Regions from separate parts of the Homo sapiens genome. Here regions 1, 2 and 3 are each linked to region 4. Evidence: chromatin contacts called from ENCODE Hi-C or POLR2A ChIA-PET data. All regions are on one chromosome and are shown on one strand. Each heading gives the region's core, a stretch centred on a gene start or an enhancer-like site at or near the end of the contact. The rest is flanking DNA. Distances are from core to core; before and after follow the strand shown. Region 1 has its middle 100 kb from the start of LINC02101. Region 2 has its middle 28 kb from the start of LINC02101. Region 3 has its middle 160 kb from the start of LNCBRM. Region 4 overlaps LINC02225 (long intergenic non-protein coding RNA 2225).

Region 1 (4,797 bases), core at 1,176-3,675, 130 kb before region 4:
TTCCAAACAGAGCCAAGATGATCTCTGGTCAGGGACTCTGCTCTCCATGGAGCACTGACCTCTGGGAAGGATTCTACTGAGTTCTGGTAGCTGGCAGCTCTGTGAGTTCAAGACAGTAATGAAAAAAGAGTCAGAATTGGGATGTGGGACAGGATTCAGAGTTATTGTATATACTTACTCAATGGTTTATTAGTATGCCTTCAATTGCAGGAAACAAAAAACCTGACTAACTGGCATAAGCAAAAGGATATTTATTGATTCATGTCCTCAGAAGTCCTAAACAGAGCTATTTTTAAGTTATACTAATCTAGTGGCTTGAAATAACGTGAAAACTACTGTTTTCTTCCTCCCTTTCCAGTTCCAACTCTTCTGTATCACTTTATTTTGGAAGAACCTTGCCTTATGGTCCTGAGAAAGTTGCCAACGGCTCCCTGAGCTCTATCTTTATTATTTGTGCCCACAGGGAAAAAAAGATTATCCTTGACTCAGCATTCCAAAGAAAAGTTCTAGGGTAGTTGAGGTCATCTGCCCAGTACTGAGACAATCAGTGGGAGCGAGGGGATGAAATGCTCTAATTGGCTTAGTCTACCAGGTGATGCTTCCCTGGGGCAGAAGTACAGTCAAGTTCCATAAATTCCATAAATCCCCAAATCCCAAGAATCAGTGGATGCTAGAAAGGAAAATATTGGTGCTGGCAAAGGTAGCAAAATGTCCACTATGGCTAAATGTGCTTATCCTCTCTTAGTAACTATGGGGTCCAACAATTCATCTCCTTTTTATTTCTGATTTTTTTTAACCATAAGCATATCCTTTTGTGGTTTCTGTGAAAACACTGTCTTGTCAGTCAATGCTTTTTCTCTCTGGCTACCTCCTACAACTACTTCTCCAGAAAAATGAGTTATATCAGAAATAACATGGGATTCCATTAAATGTATATTCTTTTCTTATTATCTGGGAGGCACTGCTTTGATCAAAGAGTCTTAATGGGCAAATATGTATGTACATAAAAGACACTGTGATTTAGAAACTGCAAGATGCTTTCTTTGTTTTATTTGGAATATTTCTCTGTTTTAGGGAAAAGAGTGTCTTAGTCTATTTTGGCTGATATAAAAAAAATACCAAAACTGGGTGGCTTATCAACAACATAAGTATATTTTTCACAGTTCTGGAGGCAGGAAAATCTAAGATCAAGGTGCTGGTAAATTCAGTGTCTGGTGAGGGCCCACTTTCTGGCTCACAGACTGTGCCTTCTTGCTGTGTCTTCACACAGGGGATGGGAGAGAAGAAGGAACTCCCTGGGGCCTTTTTTAAAGGGCATTCATCCCATTCTGCCATTATGACCAAATCACCCCCCAAAGGCCCCACCTCCTATTACCATTACCCTGAAAGCTATCACTTCAACTTATGAATTTTGAGAGAACATAAATATTCAGGCCATAGCAAATAGTTTTATTCTCATTAGAACTTTTGGCATGCTTAATAATGAATTTAGATATAAAATGATAAGTATCAAATCAGCTAATAATTTGTGCTTCTCAACTGTGGTTTATAATTTCTGGAGTATAGGATAGTTTAGGAAATAATACCCATGAGCCTTCCTTCTCACTCTATAGTTGTGCTGTCTTCATGTAAAATAGTATATCTCTACCAAAAGACAGACAGACAGAAAGAGAGAAACTTTTGACTTACTTCTATATAGTTCTTGTATTCTCAAAAGAGAGAGCCACATACTTAGCTCACAACAAACAGGTAAGTCTTGTTCAAGAGTAATTTCAAATAAAATCACATAAAATTTAGTTACAGCAAGACAGAATGCTATCACTAGAGCAAAACACTTGCCAACCCCTACCTTACTTTCACATGGCACACACAGTAGGAACACAGTGAACCAGAACCTTTACTTCAGAAAGCAGCCCCCAGCCAGAGGACAATCACACACCATGGTACCAATCCCAGAGGCATAAATGTGTAAGGTGGACACAAGGTCAAAGAAAAACACTAAAGCACCATAGTCCAGGCAATGGGTCCTCAATAAATCTGAGAGTCCATTTTCTCTATCCATTTATTTCCAACATGAGTGTCAAAATTCAGTTAGGAAGAAAGCATGACAATGTGAATGGAGAGAGAGGAATAGGATTAAAACCCTGGCAAAGAGTCCTTGGCTTGAATTTACCCATGACTGGAATGCTTACAATTTCCAAGCACACTCGTATCTCAGCAGAGGTTGCTAGAGGTGAACCCAGCCCCACAAGTGCTTGTGACACAATTTCTGTCCTATGCACGGCTCTGGGCCAGTCCCCCCAACCCCCATAAATCCTGCATCCATGTCATCACTGCCACTCCAGCTTCCTGCTGGAGAAAGCCCTGGTGACCCAGGAACTCCTCAGCTCTCTGTCCTTGCCATGACTTTGATTGCTGCCGAGTCTTTGGCTTGGCCCAGGCTCAAGAGTTAACAGTTCTTTGGACAGTCTTGGGCCAAAGCCTCAGCTGGAGAGGAAATGTTGGGCTTCATCTTTTGTCACAGATAAGATTTAATGAGTCCAAAGGATGTGTGATTAAAGGAAGTCCACAGGAAGTTGGGCTGAAGCTTTTCTGATGATTGTTTAAAAGGCATTGACCTAGACATTGCAGTAAAAAATAAAATTGAACACATTAAAAAAAAGTCAAAGATTTGGTTCAAAAGTTATAAAGGCAAATCCATTAGGTTTGAGGCTGGAGGAATAGAGAAACAAAAAGAGGAAAGGTTTAAATGGGAATAAAAAATAGTTATTCATAATTAATTACCACAGACCAGGATTTATCAACCAGCCTCTAAGAAGCTAACAATAGTAGTTAGGTAATTATTTTACATAGTGAGGCCTCTAGCCAAAGGTAATAAATTCCATTTTTTAAAAGCAGTGTGCCTTCTTCTTTTCATCTGGGAGGAGATATGATGAGAGGTGAAATTTAGGCTTAGGGAAATAAATGGCTTACAGAGAATTAGTCTCTTAAAAAAACAAATGAATGAATATTTCCTTGCAGGGATTTGAAAACTTAAGAGTCAGAAAGTTAGTCTAATCCATAGATATTATTTTCATGGATGCCTCACCTAAGTATCTGAGAACTAGAGACAATTTGATATTTGTCTTCAAATGGCTGTGTTGCTGCCAGCAACATCAAAGGCCATAATTCTAAGTATGACATCTAGTGAGTGTAGACTTGGTTCTCTCCAGAGCGTTATCATAGGCATGGTGTGGTGAGAGAGAGTAAATTTAGAATCAAGAAACCTTGGATCTGAGATTGGAGCTGATACTTAGGAGTTGTAAGTCCTTGTGAAAGTCACTTTTCTTGCCTGGAAATTGTTTTTTTCCACTTCTCAAATAAAGAAATTGAATTAGACATTTTTCAAGAAATATTCTTGCTCTAAAAGTTAACTCTCTAAGACATTTAACCGCAATTGGTAGTTGATGTTGCAGTTTTATTTAGTTGGTTAGATGACCTAGTCATATTATCTATCTAAAAGGCAATTCCTATTAAACATCCTAAATGTCTAAGCATGTGTTAGACATATTATATGCATTTTAAGAGAAATGTAATTGTTGAAATTCTCTAAGGTAAACTTTATGACTCTGCCTTAATTCAGGCTTCTTATAACAGTTATACCATAAACTGGGTGGCTTAAACAACAGAAATCTATTTCACATAGTTCTGGAGCCTGGGAAGGCTAAGATGAAGGTGCTGACAGATGTGGTGTTGTGAGGGTCTGCCTTCTGGTTCACAGATCACCATCTTCTCCTTGTATCCTCTCATAGTGGGAAGCAGAGAGAAAGAAAAAGCAAGCTGTCTTGTATCTCATTATAAGAGAACTAATCCCAGTCATGAGAGCTCTACCCTCATAACCTAATCACCTCCCAGAGGCCCCACCTCCTAATACCATCATATTAGGGGCTAGGATTTCAACATATGAATTTGGGATTGACACATTCAGTCCATAGCAGAATCACATTTTCTAGATGAGATGTGTAAGGCTAAGGTAACTGGCCTAAGGTCACAGTTCTGATAAATGGGAAAGCTGAAAGGTATTAAGGACCTCGGTTACACCATAGATGTTTCCTTCAACCTAAAGGGAACTGCCCTTCATTCTTTTGAGGTATGAAATACCATTCTAACAATTCAATCATTTATTCAACTGTGAATACATTCTTTTGCTTGCAAATGCAATTTTTGTTCTCTTATGGATTGATTGCTTAATGTAAATCAGTTTGCACAAAAGTCAAACAGAATCTTATGACGAAATTGACACCTGGAATTTGATTCTACTTTTCTTACTTCAACCAACCCTACATTTGAAAAACATGTCTCTTGAAGTAAGAATACTGCTACTAGGTGCCTTGTGCAAACTTCCTGGTTACCTTTAAGTGAATTGCAGCTATCTTAGTTCTCACTTGGTGGGAGAAGACAGGAAAGAACAGAATATTTATTAGGGAAAGAGCTTCACTTTTTTAAAGCAGAGCCATGGTAGAAGCTCTGTGTGAACTCCAGTTAGGAAAACCTAATCCATTAATAAGTCATGAATAGGTTTGTTTTCATTTATTGTCCCCTTCTGTCCACCCTCATCAAAAGATGCAAAAAGGACATATATGTTGACTCTTCAAAAAGAATTTGAGGAAAATATATAAACCTAGCAAAATAATTCCACCTTCCAGGAAAGGCAGAGAAACAAAGGGGAAAAAAATCCCAAATTTTGATCATTGCCACTTTGATTTGCATATTTATGATAACTGAATTTAATCCTTTGCTGGCTGTTGTAAGGGAAAA
Region 2 (4,589 bases), core at 1,448-3,947, 200 kb before region 4:
ATGAAACTGAAGTTACTTTTAAAAATCATAGCAAACAGACTTTAATATTTCACTACTCAGAGGAATTTCATTTATCCCATAATAATTCCCTAATTGATTATCCACTTCCCATTATTTAAAAACAGTCCCATAAATGTGAATCAGTGAGAAATCCAGTGATAGTTGTTGTACCAGGACAATGATCCATGAATAGCAATAAGAAGCTAAAGAAACCTGAGAGTCCTGTACTTGGATCTACTGTCTAAGTGAGGCGTGATAGCTCCAGAGTTTTGATCTTCATACATGTTCATATGTAAAAGGGAAGAAAAGGGAAAGAATAAAGCATGCAAGAAATGAAAACTATGGTTAAGTATTCATGGCAAGTCATTTAAGGGGGTCATGATAAAAACTTAGAGCCAAATTTCAGTGAATAATGGAAATAAAACTTGTGCAACCTGTGGTTGACTGCAGCCTGAATATCCATCATCACAAAGGGGAAAACATCTTCTCCAGTGAATTCTTACCCCTGTCTTAGCCCACTTACCATCAAAAGCAATTCCTCTCTGGGTTTCCCACCCTTGCCTAGAAAATATAATGAGAAGAGCAAGCATTTACTATTAAATTACTGTAGGATAGACACTATGCTAAGAAATTTACTTGAACAATCTCATATAATTCTTACAACGCTCTGAGGTGGATAACTGGACTGTCCACATTTCACAGACCAGAAGACTGAGGTTCAGAGAAGGGAAGTAATTTGCCTGAGTTTATATAGCTAGTGGCAAAGTCAGCACCAGAATCCAGATCTGTCATGATCCTACAATGCCTAGGAAATAGCATTTTGTTGCAAAGATTAAAAGTAAGGACATATATGCAATTCTTATTATACTCATTTACTTAATATCTCGTTGGCATGGTGCCTTTCCTTTTTTACAGACAATGTTGTTAGTTGCTTCCTAAGTCAAATTTCACAGGTTGCATTTAGAACCCTCCAGCAGAAGCCTGCTTATGTTCGTAATAATAATTGAAATAGAAACAGATGTATCCAGAATCTGTTCTGAAAATTACCCTTCATGCATTTGTCATCCTTACTGGTGTCTTTACTTTTTCAGTTTTTTATTTGGGACCTAACAAGATGAGAACAGTGTTCTTAGGGTCAGAAATATTCTCTGGGAGTTTCTCTCTCTCCTGTTGGATGATTTCCTTGTAAAACTAGGAGCTGGGTGGGGCTATGCTCTATCTCCTGGGCATCATACCACGTCTCTGGGGCAAAGAAATTGGTTGGTAAATTGCTGCTATATGTTCTCTTTTGAAAGGTTGGAAGAATAGGGGATTTTAGGAGAGCACTGGAAACTCATGAGGACAGAAACCATTTGGCGCTTCAGGCACAGTGCCTGGTACAGAGGAGACGCTGCTCAAGGATGCTCATTTACTGCCTGATAGTCCCTGCCTTGGGCTCTAAAGGATCTAAAGGGCACCACACAGTCTCTGCCCTCAAGAGCTGATGGGGACACAGATAAATAAACAGGGAATTATGTCAAGTTGTCATGGCCTAAAGACATTGTATAAGCACACTCAAGTGAGCACCTGGGTCAGTAAAGTCTTCTCAGAAAGTTCCATCTAGGTGAGGTCTAAAGAATAAATAAAAGGTATCCAGAGACTGTAGGAGAGAACCCTTGAGGACAGTGCTTTATAAAATTGGAAGCACCTAGAGAACTTTAAAAAAAGTACTGATGCTTGAGTCCCATGCTTAGAGATTCCGATGTAATGGCTTTGAATGTAGGCGAGCATTGGGATTTTAAATGTTTCCAGGTGAATTTAATGTGCAGCCAAGGGTGAGAACCTGAGCTGGTGACTCTTGATACAGGCTGGGTTTTAAACCTGGGAAACTTTCAGTCTACCCCAGAGATTCCCAAGCAGTTTGTCAGGGACACAGGTATCTCAAATGATTCTCTGCGGTTGAGAATCACTGCCTTAGGTGTTACTGGTAGCGCGTGCAAGGGTTAGAAACAGAAAATGTGACCAATTCTATGGTTGGGATGTAAGGAGCAAAAGTAGACTATAAAAGAGAGGGAGGGCCTAGATTATGAGGAAGCTGTTAGCCAAATTATTATATTTGACCTTAATTTGAGGGATGATACATAGTGAGTGAAATGTTTAAGAAAAGGAAGTGGCAATGTAACATTTGCTTCCAAGACTGGATGCAGGAAGGAAGGCCAGGAGTGCCTTTGGTTGGAAGAAATTCAGGAGCAGAACAATGAAGATTTGGGATGTTGGACAGGGGACCCAGATATTTTTGGCTCCAATCTCTTTACTTTCAGAGGGAAATTTGGAAAATCAACTTAGTTTTTCTGTTCTTATTTAAGTGCTCTAAGGTAAAGAAAAGCATCATTTGTCATCCTCCACAGGACCTCCTACAGGATGGTAGCAGGTAAGGAAGAGGCTGTCTGGAAAGCTCCTGAAGTGGAGGAGCCCACAGCCCTCCAGAAGAGCCCATGGCCTCCAAGGGAGAGTGGGCAATCAAGACAGACTGAGATGTTACAGAACTGACATGCAAGAACTGCATTAAACATTCTCCTGGTGTGCACTTAGTTGTAAAGAATATCTTTGTCCTCCTTGTATTTACTCTTGTAAACTTGGCTCCCAGGGTTTCTCTCCTTGGGATTGTTCAGGAAAAAAAGAGGACATGAGAAAGGATGCTCATGGCACTCTGTCTTTCCTTGGCCATTGCTCAAGCTGAGAAAATAGCCCTGAGCCTTTTATGACTCAGAAGTTTGAGGAAAGAGAAGGTGGCCGCTCATGGGAAAATGATGACTTGTCATCACTCAGCAAAACATGTCATAAGAATAGAGCGTGAGGAACACCTGCACACATCCTGTACACATCCTTCCTGTGGGCGCTGCCGCTCGTGAGCCTGCTGAAATCAGCATAAGCCAACTCAAGAGGCTATCTTTGCCTTCCCTTAAGTTACAGCTGAGAAATGTCACAGTGGCTTGGCATGCAAGGTGACTGATGCTGCTGAAATAAGCCTGTGGGCTCTTTCAAAGCCTCGTCCCATGAAATTAATATTAAGTAATTACATATTAAAGGATTTCAATAACTTTTATGAAAATTGAGAAACTTGCATCAGTATGAAGATGCATCTGCTGAGAAAAGAGTCCTTGTGGTCCTCAGGTGCAGGATTCATTGTGTTCTAAGGGAGGCCAATAGAGTCAGGAAGGACCTCCATTGCCAGCGCTATGGAAGCCTGGTCCAGATTTTCCAGATGGATGAGACCCACTAGCTCTTTGCATTAAGGTTTTAGCATGGCTCTTGGCTTTTCACACTTACGTAAAACTTCTATTAGGTCAAAAGACAGAGTGCCTTGCCCTTTTAATGACTCAGTTAACAATAACTGATGCCGTTTATTGATCTTCATGCCATGTGCTTTGAAAACATTACTTCACTAATCTTTCCAACAATCCTGCAAGTTACTATTATTATTTCCAGTCTTTTTTTGCTGAGACTGAGACATGGAGAGGTTGAGATTTCTTCTACAATTGTAGGCTTTCGTCTACAATTAATTAGCTTTCCTACAGCAACTCTGTATCTCTTTTCTCCTGGAAACCAAGTCCCCGGAACCCAAGGCTAGAATAGAATTTAAGTAAAAATGTACTGTTCACAGAATTAACCCCTTCCCCAGTACCCAGCTTTACCTAAAAGTAGTCATCCCTTCATTGATTCACAGGCGATGTAATGACCAACATCTTTGATTCAGACAATGGGATGCAGTGATTAACTTGGTAGTTTCCCTGCTCCCATAGAATTTGTTGTCTGGTTTGGGTAAGACAGTAAAAAAAAAAGTTAAATAAATATTTGAGACACATTTGGAGTGATAAATGCTGTGAAGGCAAACAGAAAAAGAGGAAAGGATAGAAAGTGATTTTGGTGAGGAGAAAGGATGAACTGGGTGGTGAAGAAAGGCTTCCCTGATGAATTCCATTTGAGCTAGGGAAGGACTGATGAGAAGGAACCAGCACGTGAATGACTCTGGAGAGAGCATTCTAAAGAGAGGAAACGGCGTGTGCAAAGGCATGGAGACAGGAAGGATTTAATGATTGTGCACCTGCTGCTTTCTCTCCTCTGAGTGGTTTATTCCTTGTTATGATAAAGGAGTGCCCAGATCATCAAGAGTGAGAACTGTTTCCCTGTATCTTGGGGGTCTTAGCTATAAAATATGGAGGTGTGGATGTCAACCTAAAGTTATCCTTTAACGCTACTCTCTTAGGACTCTGTGGACCTTCCTGTAAATGACGCCCTAAACAGCCACCTCCACCCCCACCCTCACCCCTACTTGCTGGCCAGTCAGGGCATGCCTGCTCATGCTTGAGTTCTCAAAGAGAATATGCAACACACTCCATGAGCCTCTCTATAAACAAAAATAACTAATTTCACTTTGAGTTGTTTAATGAGTGAAAGGAAATGACCTACTTAACTTCGTATAATTTTGCCATGACAAATGATTTTAGTCACTTCATAAAGTAGAATGCTTTGAGTTCTACTTGAGTTTTGATTACATTTAGGTAAAAGTTGGGGGAAAAACAGGTAGCTAGGTAGCTAGATAGATTGGA
Region 3 (4,873 bases), core at 501-3,000, 150 kb after region 4:
CTGAGAAAAGATGTTACAGTTGCTTTCATCCTCAAAATGGAGTTAGAAAAAAAAATGACTTAGGCTATTTCAAAGCATCACGATTAGGATTATGTTAGAAGAAAGCAAAAAGCACCACGCATGCACTTGCAGGGCACCAGCTGGTAGGGAGGTGGTGGACGGTGTCCAGGAAGGCTGTTGTAAGTCCCTGTCACTGTCACTTTGCACTGCCACTAGCCTTTTAGAAATTATTTTGATACTTCATCTGGTTTTGGAAGTAAGTGCTAAAATCTGTTTGGGAATTCATAGCTGAAAGCAGTTGGCAACAGGGCTTTGGAACAAGGCCGGGAAATCACAGCACATCTCTCCTCTTCCTTTGTCAATAGGCTACACAAAGGAGCACTTACAAAACAGTCCTATAAATCACATGTTCTTATGTCTCTAATTGATAATTCATGTGGAATCCAATTGCAGTCAAGTTTGATTCCTTTGTTCTCTTACCTGCAAACATATATCAAAGGATTAATGGCCTTAAAATGGATCTAGGTGCAAAAAAGTCCTGGAAAAATATCTTTGTCTCTCCCTAAATCCCTTCCCTTACTATCTTAAGGGGGCCCCTTTCTTCCTCTTTCTTCTCGTGAACAGATAAATGTCCCTGTGAGATTCGAATTTCCTTTGCCTAGTGAATTACAAAGGGATGAACCTTGAAATGAAGATGTGTCATAGATCACCTGAGCTATGGCATTAAAGAGAAAAGTCAACTTTTAAAAGGAATGAGTGGGATTAAAAAAAGAAAGAAGAAAGGAATTACAGTGTTTCAGGCAGACATCAGATACTTCTCAGGAAAATAGGCATGGAGTTAGTAATCAAAGCTTGAATTTTAACTTTTAAGAGTCTTTTTTGACATAGTGTCTCCCATTCAATCTCAAATAGCTCTAATTAACCGAATGTCGATACTAAAATTTGACTAAATATACCTTGGTCTCCACATCTCTAGACAGCATTCCTGAGAACCACCTACAATTTGAATGGAGTCAAGGAGAGAGAGATACTATGAGAGAACACAATAGGACTGCTTTTTTAAAACATCATCACAAGATGAAAATCAGCCAGGCCTAAAAGAACAATTTTAATATTCCCACTGCCAGGAGAAGAGTTGGTCACTATTTGGTTATTGGGAAAAAAATCCCTAATTCCAAAGGGCTGACTGTAGAGTCTGACCAAGTCTGACCTCTGATTCATCCACCAAACACACAAACCATGAAAAGAAAAACAAGTTTCCATCTTCTGTTACAGAAAAGGGCTCCGGATCCAGACCCCAATAGAGGGTTCTTGGATCTTGTGCAAGAAAGAGTTTAGGGTGAGTCCATACGGTAAAGTGAGAGCAAATTTATTAAGAAAGTAAAGGAATAAAAGAATGGCTACTCCATAGACAGAGCAGCCCTGAGGGCGGCTGGTTGACCATTTTTATGGTTATTTCTTGATGATATGCTAAACAAGGGGTGGATTATTCATGCCTCTCCTTTTTAGAACATATAGGGTAACTTCCTGATGTTGCCATGGCATTTGTAAACTGTCATGGCGCTGGTGGGAGTGTAGCAGTGAGGATGACCAGAGGTACTTCTCCTGGCCATTGTGATTTTGCTGGGTTTTAGCCAGCTTCTTACTGCAACCTGTTTTATCAGCAAGGTCTTTATGACCTGTATCTTGTGCCGACCTCCTATCTCATCCTGTGACTCAGAATGCCTTAACCGTCTGGAATGCAGCCCAGTAGGTTTCAGCCTTATTTTACCCAGCTCCTATTCAAGATGGAGTTGCTCTACTTCACACACCTCTGACACTTCCATTGACTGGGCGATAGGCAACACTTTTCTTTTTCTACAGTAAAAACATGACTTGAAAATGTAAGGATATGTCAGTTCCTTCTCTCGAGGTTGCTGCCAGGCCATACCACAGGTTCTGCTGAACACATTTGTTCATGATCTGCTTACGAGTTTCAAAGTTGGGGAGTCATTTTAAAAAATCATCTGTAATTTACATGCTTTGCCGACATTCCAGAAGGTGTTTTTTTTTCCAGTTAAGAACCATTTTGTCCTTTAGGGCGGTCTCTGAGGGGAGTTTGCTCTGGGTGTTTGTAGCACAGTGCAACTCTGCTATAGTTTCAGAAATCATGGATTGTTTTTCTTCTTGATACGTATCTATAATGACATTTTACTATTTTGCTCTTGATTCAAGGCTATAGCTATTCAATTAAATCTTGAAGTCCCACTTTTATTATCTAAATTTTGGCAACCACAAAAAAACTTCTCTCTACTCACTGTAACCTCCATAGGAAATATAATGCAGAGAATTTATACTTACATGGGAGTCCATGAACAATTAGAGTCTTTCCAACATTTCACCCGAGCATTTCTCCAATAAATTAGTAAAGCTGCCACCCCTTGCCTTCCCTACTGATTTTGGTGAAATTGGAGAGAAAAATTGAGCTCTGCTTTGCACTGGTACCGATCTTTAGCCTCACTTTAATGTCGACAGATGTTTTAGAAGTGCATTCTCCAAGTTGTTAGGAAAATCCTTTTCCCTGAACGCCTGCTGGCAAGTTAAAATTGAACAGTATTCTTTGTCTCTTTCCAATTTAAGTAACAAGTAAAATAACTGTTTTTGTGTCTGGCAGGAATAATTCATCTTCATCACTTCACAAAGAACTCTATCCTTGAACAGCCTGCAGTATGACTATATTGCCAGCAGAAGGGAAACAAGTCAAAGAGCAAAGCAGAAATGTTCCTAGGAAAGATTGCTACTTTTCTATCAAAAATGTGCAATGGCAGAGGTCTCATGAAATGAAAAATACAAATGGTCTAAAAATAAGTAAACACTATCTATCATGCTAAGCCTTTGTGTATCATCCTGCTCAGAGCAAGTAAAATGTAAAATCAATGCTATTGTTGGAATAGGGAAAAATCTCTTGCAGGTGTTGATGAAAACAGAAAGTCCTCTCTGTCTTTCCACTTACCCACCTTAAGTCTCTAAAGTGTCACCTTGATGAAAGCTAAAGGGAAAAACAAGATACAAAAATAACTCAAAAATTGCCACCCTCCACCTGCATCAGTCATTTGGGAAGAAAAGAAAGTGGGAGACTGAAAAAAAAAAACAGATTAAATAGCACAAGATAAACTGAACCCCAGAAAAATGGGAATGTGGAAATAGAGGTATGCTTTGAATTAAAACAAAAGGGAGACTCTGCCCAGATGAAACCAAAAGGTCATCAGTTTAGAGTAGGATTTTTGGTTTCATGATATGTGGCCTAAAATAATGATTATAGTAAAAGCCATATTCAGAAAAATTGTTTATATGAATTTCTTCTGATGGCAGTAGGATTATACTGTGACACTAGACTGATTCTGCAACTTATTCAGTAAACATGGATTAAGCTGTGACACCAAAAGAAATCAAAGGGGCATATGCCAGGCCCTGTGCTAGGCACTAGAAATACAAAGGTGAGTAAGAGAAAGACACCACCCTGAAGAGCCAGCCATTGGGAAAGGAGGAATTCTGAAGTCCGGTAAGCTGATTATATAATATTTCAAAAGAATTATCTAAAGCAGTGGCTCCTCAACTTTAATGTCCATAAGAATCATTTGTGGATCCTGTTAAAAGGGGATCCTGTTATTCAGAAGATGGTGACAAGATCCCCAATGGTGTTGATGTTACGTTGTTGGGCTACATGTTGGGAAGCAAGCCCTAACTCACAATTGATTTCAGCTTTTTCTCCAGTGAGCTCTTTTAGCACATACCCTAATGGCATAGGAATCCAGGAGGGCATTTATTTGACTGTGCTGTGTGTGCTACCCGGGAAGTAAGAGTGGAAGTCTCTGTGGCCTGACTCTGTACACCAAGTCAAGGGAGGCTGCTCTCCACTGCTTCTGAAGCCTTAGGAAATCTACTAAATCTGCTGCAGCAGCAAAGCAGTTTAGTGATGAAAAGGAGCCTCTTGATTGGAAATCTTGCTAAGGGCTAGAGTAGATTTTAAAGTAGATTATAGAATTTCCTTACCTGGGAGTCTAAGAAAAAAAAAAGTGCATAGACTTTTGTCTGCCCTAAAGACGAACATGGTGACTCGGCTTTTTAAAAACTTACCCTACTCTGAAAGTCTAAGAGAAAGAAAGTTTATGAAAGTGAATTTCAGAATTTGTTCAGTACATTCCTATTACAAACATAAAAAGAGTTGGCCTTTGGTCAAATTGAGTGTAAAGATAGTTGGCATATTTAATCAAGATCCTTCCTCTCTAGGTTGACGCCACAGGAGAAAAAATAATCAAAGATTCTGGTATGTTGGCAAAGGTAGCAGGATAATAACTAGATATGAAAATCAACTTTCTTTAAAAAAAAGTGCTTATTTAAATGTTTATTTGAAGCTTAAATGACATAAAAAAAACAGTCAAAGGAAATCCTTGAGCTTTAAGAATTATAGCTTATAAACCAAATATAATGCAAATATATTCATGTCTGCTATGGACCCGACGCTCTCCTACCTGCTGTAAGAGAGCTTAGTCACTTTCCCATTACCTCCTGTTGTTCTTTGTATCAAACTTTTACACTTTAACAGCTCTTTCTTCTCAGCCTAAAACAAGCTTAACCTAGCTCTATCTTAACAAAATAAAAATTTCTACCCTGTCCTCAAATCCCCATACTGCTTACGTCTCCCCTTTTTCAGTCCTTTCTTAGAAAGTTCATCCACCTAGATGTATTAATTTTCTCACTTCCTATTTTTGGTTTTTAATGCCCCTTTTTTTTCAAGCAGTAGAACACTCTTTTTCAAATTAAATCTTTTTTGAAACATCAACACACACATACACACAAAGAACAACTTCACTGGTTGAGAGACGGGATGGAG
Region 4 (4,559 bases), core at 856-3,355:
GTTTCCCTATGATAGGCAAGGGTGCCCATAGTGACTGTATCACATTTCCTCTTCCTCCTGTCTCCAGCCCTGCTTCCTTCCTTTCCCTTGCATAGGGGCTGTTCCCAGGGACACTCCACAGTAAACTTCCTGCATGGCAAACTCCATCTCAGAGCTGGCTTTCTGGGAACCTGAGACACAGCTCTTTCTTTTGAAATTTAAAATTTAAATTACAAATTCAGATAACTTGAGTAGAGAATGCCAAGCATCTGTGTTTTCGACTGAGTGACTGGGTGGTTTTTTACTTTTTAACTAAATAGGTAGGGTAGCAGAGTTATATCCACCTACTTGCTTTTTATTTTTCTGAAAGTTAGAGAGACTTGCAAATCTCAAGAAAGAAAAATATCCTGTCAACTGCCTTGTCTTAAAGCATAGCACCTGACAATATCATCGGGGACTTTTGGGGTGTGTCATTTTAAAGTTAAATGAATTACTACTGAAGTCAGTCTTACTCAACAGCAGGTCAATTCACTGCATTACATCACAATATCCAAAAATCATAATTGGCTTTTGGTAACCGATATTCTTGTTAGAAAGATAGTTCTATAACATGCTATAATGAATGCATACACTGTTCAAGTTTAAATATACAGGTTAGGAAATACAGCAGCTAGAAGTATCTTTTAATATGGCTACAGTGTATTTTTAATATGGAAGAAATACAATGACCAGAATTCTTTAGTATTTATGAAGTTCTGCAAACAATTGCTCAGTTTAAAGGTTTTTTATGCATTCTACATATAGAAATCCCCTCTTCATTTAAAATAATTCAAGTAGCTAAAGATGTTATCAAAGATTGCATTTTTGACTGTTCATTTCTTAGGTTATGGCACTTGCTGTAGAGTTAACTAAAATATATTGGATACGCAATTTAAAATATGTAAAGAAAAATTACTCAGTATTACATTCAATGATATGCTAGATATGTTTTTAAATGAGAAAAGATTTTAAAATGCTAGCATAAGAATTGAACATTTCTTTGTAAATGCAAAGCCATAGTTTTACTTCATATGAAAAAAATGTCTTGCTGCTTTTGTTGTCTACAGCCCACCATGGAATAAGACAATATTTATCAATTAGGCTGATCAAGTGCTTTTTCTTAAAAAAAACAAACACCCAACTTATAATTTATTTTGTTATGGTCAAATGGTATATTTTATAGATAGATCCTGATAAAGTAATAATTCTCAGATTAAAATCCAGACTTGTTTTTGCAATTTGGAACATTCTGAGAAGACTAGTTGCTACTTACTTCAAATTCTCTTACCTTTGTAGGTGGAATCAGATCTCAGTGATGAGACTCACATGAAAGAAACAGCTTAATCTTAACCTGTATCCTGTAAGTTTAAAATTAAACTATCATTAACCATCAAAATATGGCACTCCTGTAGACAAACTCACATCTATAACTTCCCAAATAAGCAATATATGCCCAATGCAGTATTCTAGCTCTGCAAAACCGTGTTAAATTACACTGACCTCTCTTGTTTCACTGATAAATCAATAGCCTTAAGATGGTGACATTTAAAACCAGTTGAATTATCAAGATTGAAGTAGAGACTGTGGTTCTCTTGGTATCACCACATTATAGCAGCATGACTACTTTGGCATTATTTTAATTTTCTGAGTATATTTTCCCTATTTGGAAAATGAAAATTACTTTGCAGGGTGTCAGGAGAATAAAATGAAACTAGGCAGGTAATTCACCCAGTACGGTGGCTGGGATATAGAGGTCCTCAATAAATGTAACTGTTAAGTGCAGAAGCAGAAGTGGAGGCTGGTGGAATTAAGTGAGCAGGAAGATGGTCAGCTGCAGAATCAAGGTCTGCTTTCTGGACCTGGTGCAGAGCTCCACCTACTGTAGTTGACCTTCCTCTCCAGTGCAGGTTGGAGAGTGAGAGCAGCAGTACAGTGCTGAGGCTAGGCCTCCTACAACTCTGGTACAGCACCAAGCATTTGAATCGTTTTGATTATTCCACACCAACCTTTGGGCATTCTGTACTCACATGTGCTCTCGCCCATTTGTGGTCAGTCAGGGCATGCCTGTGGAATTCCTTTTCCCGTAACAGTTGACTCATGGCAAAGCGCGCTTCATTTGTCAGGTTGCAGGAGAGAAAATTCCAATCATGCTCCAACTTGCAGGGTGGCCTCAGACCCTGGAGGTGAACTGCCCCTCAGAGCACACTGACTTTCGTCTACCCTCCCTTCAAGTCATCTCACCACTTCCTACTCAACCTTCACATATAACACAAATGCTACCTTCTCTGTAGCCTTCACTGACCTGTGTCATCAGTGACAATTGAGAAAACTCCACCTGTGACCTCATGTGACACTGTACATACTGTATCTTTACTATATGACAATTCTAATGTAGTCTTCTGATTACTTGCTCGTGTAACTGTCAGCCTCTACAATAGTTTTTACATCAATCCCTTTAAAGATTGTTCTAAATCTTGGATTTTTCTCATAGTTAAAGCACACACACATCTTAGGAGGATTACAGACATCTTGAAGTAGTCGTTCACTTTTAGGAATCTGTGGATCCAATGTTAGGAACTCCCACTCAAGCCCTGTATATCATCATTTGTGTTTTCTTTGCAAATCACAGCGACTGGAGCAGCATAGGCATTTGAAAAACAAATGAATAAATGAATGAACAAATGACAGTCTACCTAAAAGAATGACAAGATTTGTCCTAAAAATGAATGCAAAAGGATCTACAATTGCCCCAGAGAAAACTGGGTATTAGAGGGCCTCTGGAGAAACTGATCAACTCGTGGTGGCAATACATTCCAAAAAAGGCTTTATAGATTCATTGATCTGATCCGATTTTGATTCTCTTTCTAATGCTGCTGTGTAGTGAAGACCATGGATAGAGGGCAAAATTAGTTACACTCAGTTTCTGAAATACAAGCTATCACAATTTTTCACAGGGGCACAGGTTAAATGAGGGGAGATTATTTTCCCTTTTGGTCCTCTGTTTCTACTGCAGACTATTCAAAGGCAAATGGAGATTAATGTGTTTTGCGTTTTTGGAAAAACGGTGAAACTTCATCTACCAGTCTCTCCTTACAGATGTATCCCATCTGTTTCTGTTGCATGGGATTACAGCTATAGGCCTGGCATTGAAGGTGGTATGCACCCGGAGGGCTACCATCCTTCACATATAGGGGGCTGCAGTAAAAGGCTGGGGCATGGTGGGGCACAGGGAGCACTTTGTTCAGCTTCACAATAATGCCTAAAAGCTCTCAGACTGCGAGTAAACTCATTCTCCCTCATACCTGTCAGGAGAAGCTCTCAAACACTGAGAATTGAGGCTGGCCTCCAAATATCAGTATGAACAGCCCCTTAGAGAAGGGGCCTTTCAATCTATAAAAATCTCTATTTTGTCTTTTGTATGCCATAGCTTTAAGACACAGAAATTATTTCCTCTTCAGTGTTTCACAATATACCTACTTGAATAAGCCTCAATTTGCTTTAAAAAAAAATGAGAGAGAGAAAGATTATACAGAATTATTTTCCTTTGATGGTAAAGTCCACCTTCTCCCAGGGGCAACTGGCAAACTCTTATCCTCTGCTGCTTCTAGAGAAACGCCCAGTAATGAGAGCTGCTTTCCAGGCTCCTGTGATCAGCTAGAGGTCTCTAGTGGAAATCTAGGGCAATCACAGCTTTCGTCAGGTGTGGCTGCCTGGAAGGGCCCTGACAATAGTGCACATGGTTAAGAAGAACTGATAACAGCCACTTTCCAAACACATAAATATGTGGATTGACTAGAATTCCATTAGCTACATGTCTCCAACTTTAAGGATTCTTGGGAATTTCGAGATCTGGCTTTGAAAAGCGAACAAAAGATGCAATCAGTTTTTGCCTCTTTTTCCTTCTTGCCTGCTCAGAAACCATCTCTAGTTAGAGAGGTTAGAATCCTGAGGAGCTCTGAGAATATTACAAATGTGAGACACATTCTGCCATAAAAATTAGGGGCGGTGTGAGACTATGTAAATTCTCACAAGCTTGTCAAAAGCGGTAGGTTTGTAAATATCCAAGCTCCATGACAGTAGCATAAGGATAAGAATCTTTTCTTATACACAAGATGCCCAAGTGTTGCAGATTCTCCTTATCAGGCATTGCAGCATTTCAGTGTCTTTTTCTTTTTTTTTTTCAAATAAGGAATGACCACATGATTCTTTTAAGAAGGAAAAGACCAGCAAGAATAGAGAAACCCATTATTGGGTTTCATTTGTTTGTAGAGCCAACAATATCATTTCAGTAAAAAACAAAACACAACAAAAAAAGTGCTTCTAATACATAGTCAATAGGAGCCTTTAAACTTGCATGGATGTTTGGGAAGAAACTCTATTCTAATGAATAAGAATCTTCCTGCTTTTCATCCTTGAGGATAGAATGTGATTTACTGCAGTACCAAAAAGTATGTTGAAAATATTTACCCCACAGGGGGCAAGTAAAATTACAGTAGAGGACACGGTGGCTCAAGCCTATAATCCCAGCACTTTGAGAGGCC

Evidence for each region. Hi-C counts contacts between places; a loop is a spot of excess contacts on that map. ChIA-PET counts read pairs that join two places held with the same protein, here RNA polymerase II (POLR2A). Pooled maps may share reads with other maps.
Region 1: a map of MCF 10A shows a loop between it and region 4 (2.4-fold over the local background). The contact joins two enhancer-like sites. A Hi-C loop is called at or near these places in 2 of 168 maps with a recorded cell type or tissue (MCF 10A and PC-9) and 3 of 50 pooled maps. POLR2A ChIA-PET finds 5 or more read pairs at or near these places in 2 of 52 experiments (MCF 10A and OCI-LY7).
Region 2: a loop to region 4 is called in a pooled map, with 6 times the contacts of the local background. The contact joins two enhancer-like sites. A Hi-C loop is called at or near these places in 2 of 50 pooled maps. POLR2A ChIA-PET finds 5 or more read pairs at or near these places in 2 of 52 experiments (BJ and MCF 10A).
Region 3: a map of PC-9 shows a loop between it and region 4 (9-fold over the local background). The contact joins two enhancer-like sites. A Hi-C loop is called at or near these places in 1 of 168 maps with a recorded cell type or tissue (PC-9). POLR2A ChIA-PET finds 5 or more read pairs at or near these places in 2 of 52 experiments (BJ and PC-9).

Annotation. Positions count from the first base shown.
Region 1 is chr5:58,017,384-58,022,180 of GRCh38, reverse strand. No RefSeq gene overlaps it. Among named protein-coding and RNA genes, the nearest start is that of LINC02101, 100 kb to the left of the region's middle. Within about 2 kb of position 2,425, at least 4 of the 41 ENCODE cell types and tissues checked have a DNase peak (open chromatin) inside an H3K27ac peak, as active enhancers do.
Region 2 is chr5:58,092,424-58,097,012 of GRCh38, reverse strand. No RefSeq gene overlaps it. Among named protein-coding and RNA genes, the nearest start is that of LINC02101, 28 kb to the left of the region's middle. Within about 2 kb of position 2,697, at least 2 of the 41 ENCODE cell types and tissues checked have a DNase peak (open chromatin) inside an H3K27ac peak, as active enhancers do.
Region 3 is chr5:57,732,273-57,737,145 of GRCh38, reverse strand. No RefSeq gene overlaps it. Among named protein-coding and RNA genes, the nearest start is that of LNCBRM, 160 kb to the right of the region's middle. RefSeq lists an enhancer at 931-2,130. Within about 2 kb of position 1,750, at least 8 of the 41 ENCODE cell types and tissues checked have a DNase peak (open chromatin) inside an H3K27ac peak, as active enhancers do; they include PC-9, where a contact is called at or near this core.
Region 4 is chr5:57,887,182-57,891,740 of GRCh38, reverse strand. LINC02225 (long intergenic non-protein coding RNA 2225) reads left to right here. Exons shown (of 3, transcript NR_109900.1): 3 at 1,315-1,410. Among named protein-coding and RNA genes, the nearest start is that of LINC02225, 9.7 kb to the left of the region's middle. Within about 2 kb of position 2,105, at least 6 of the 41 ENCODE cell types and tissues checked have a DNase peak (open chromatin) inside an H3K27ac peak, as active enhancers do; they include PC-9, where a contact is called at or near this core.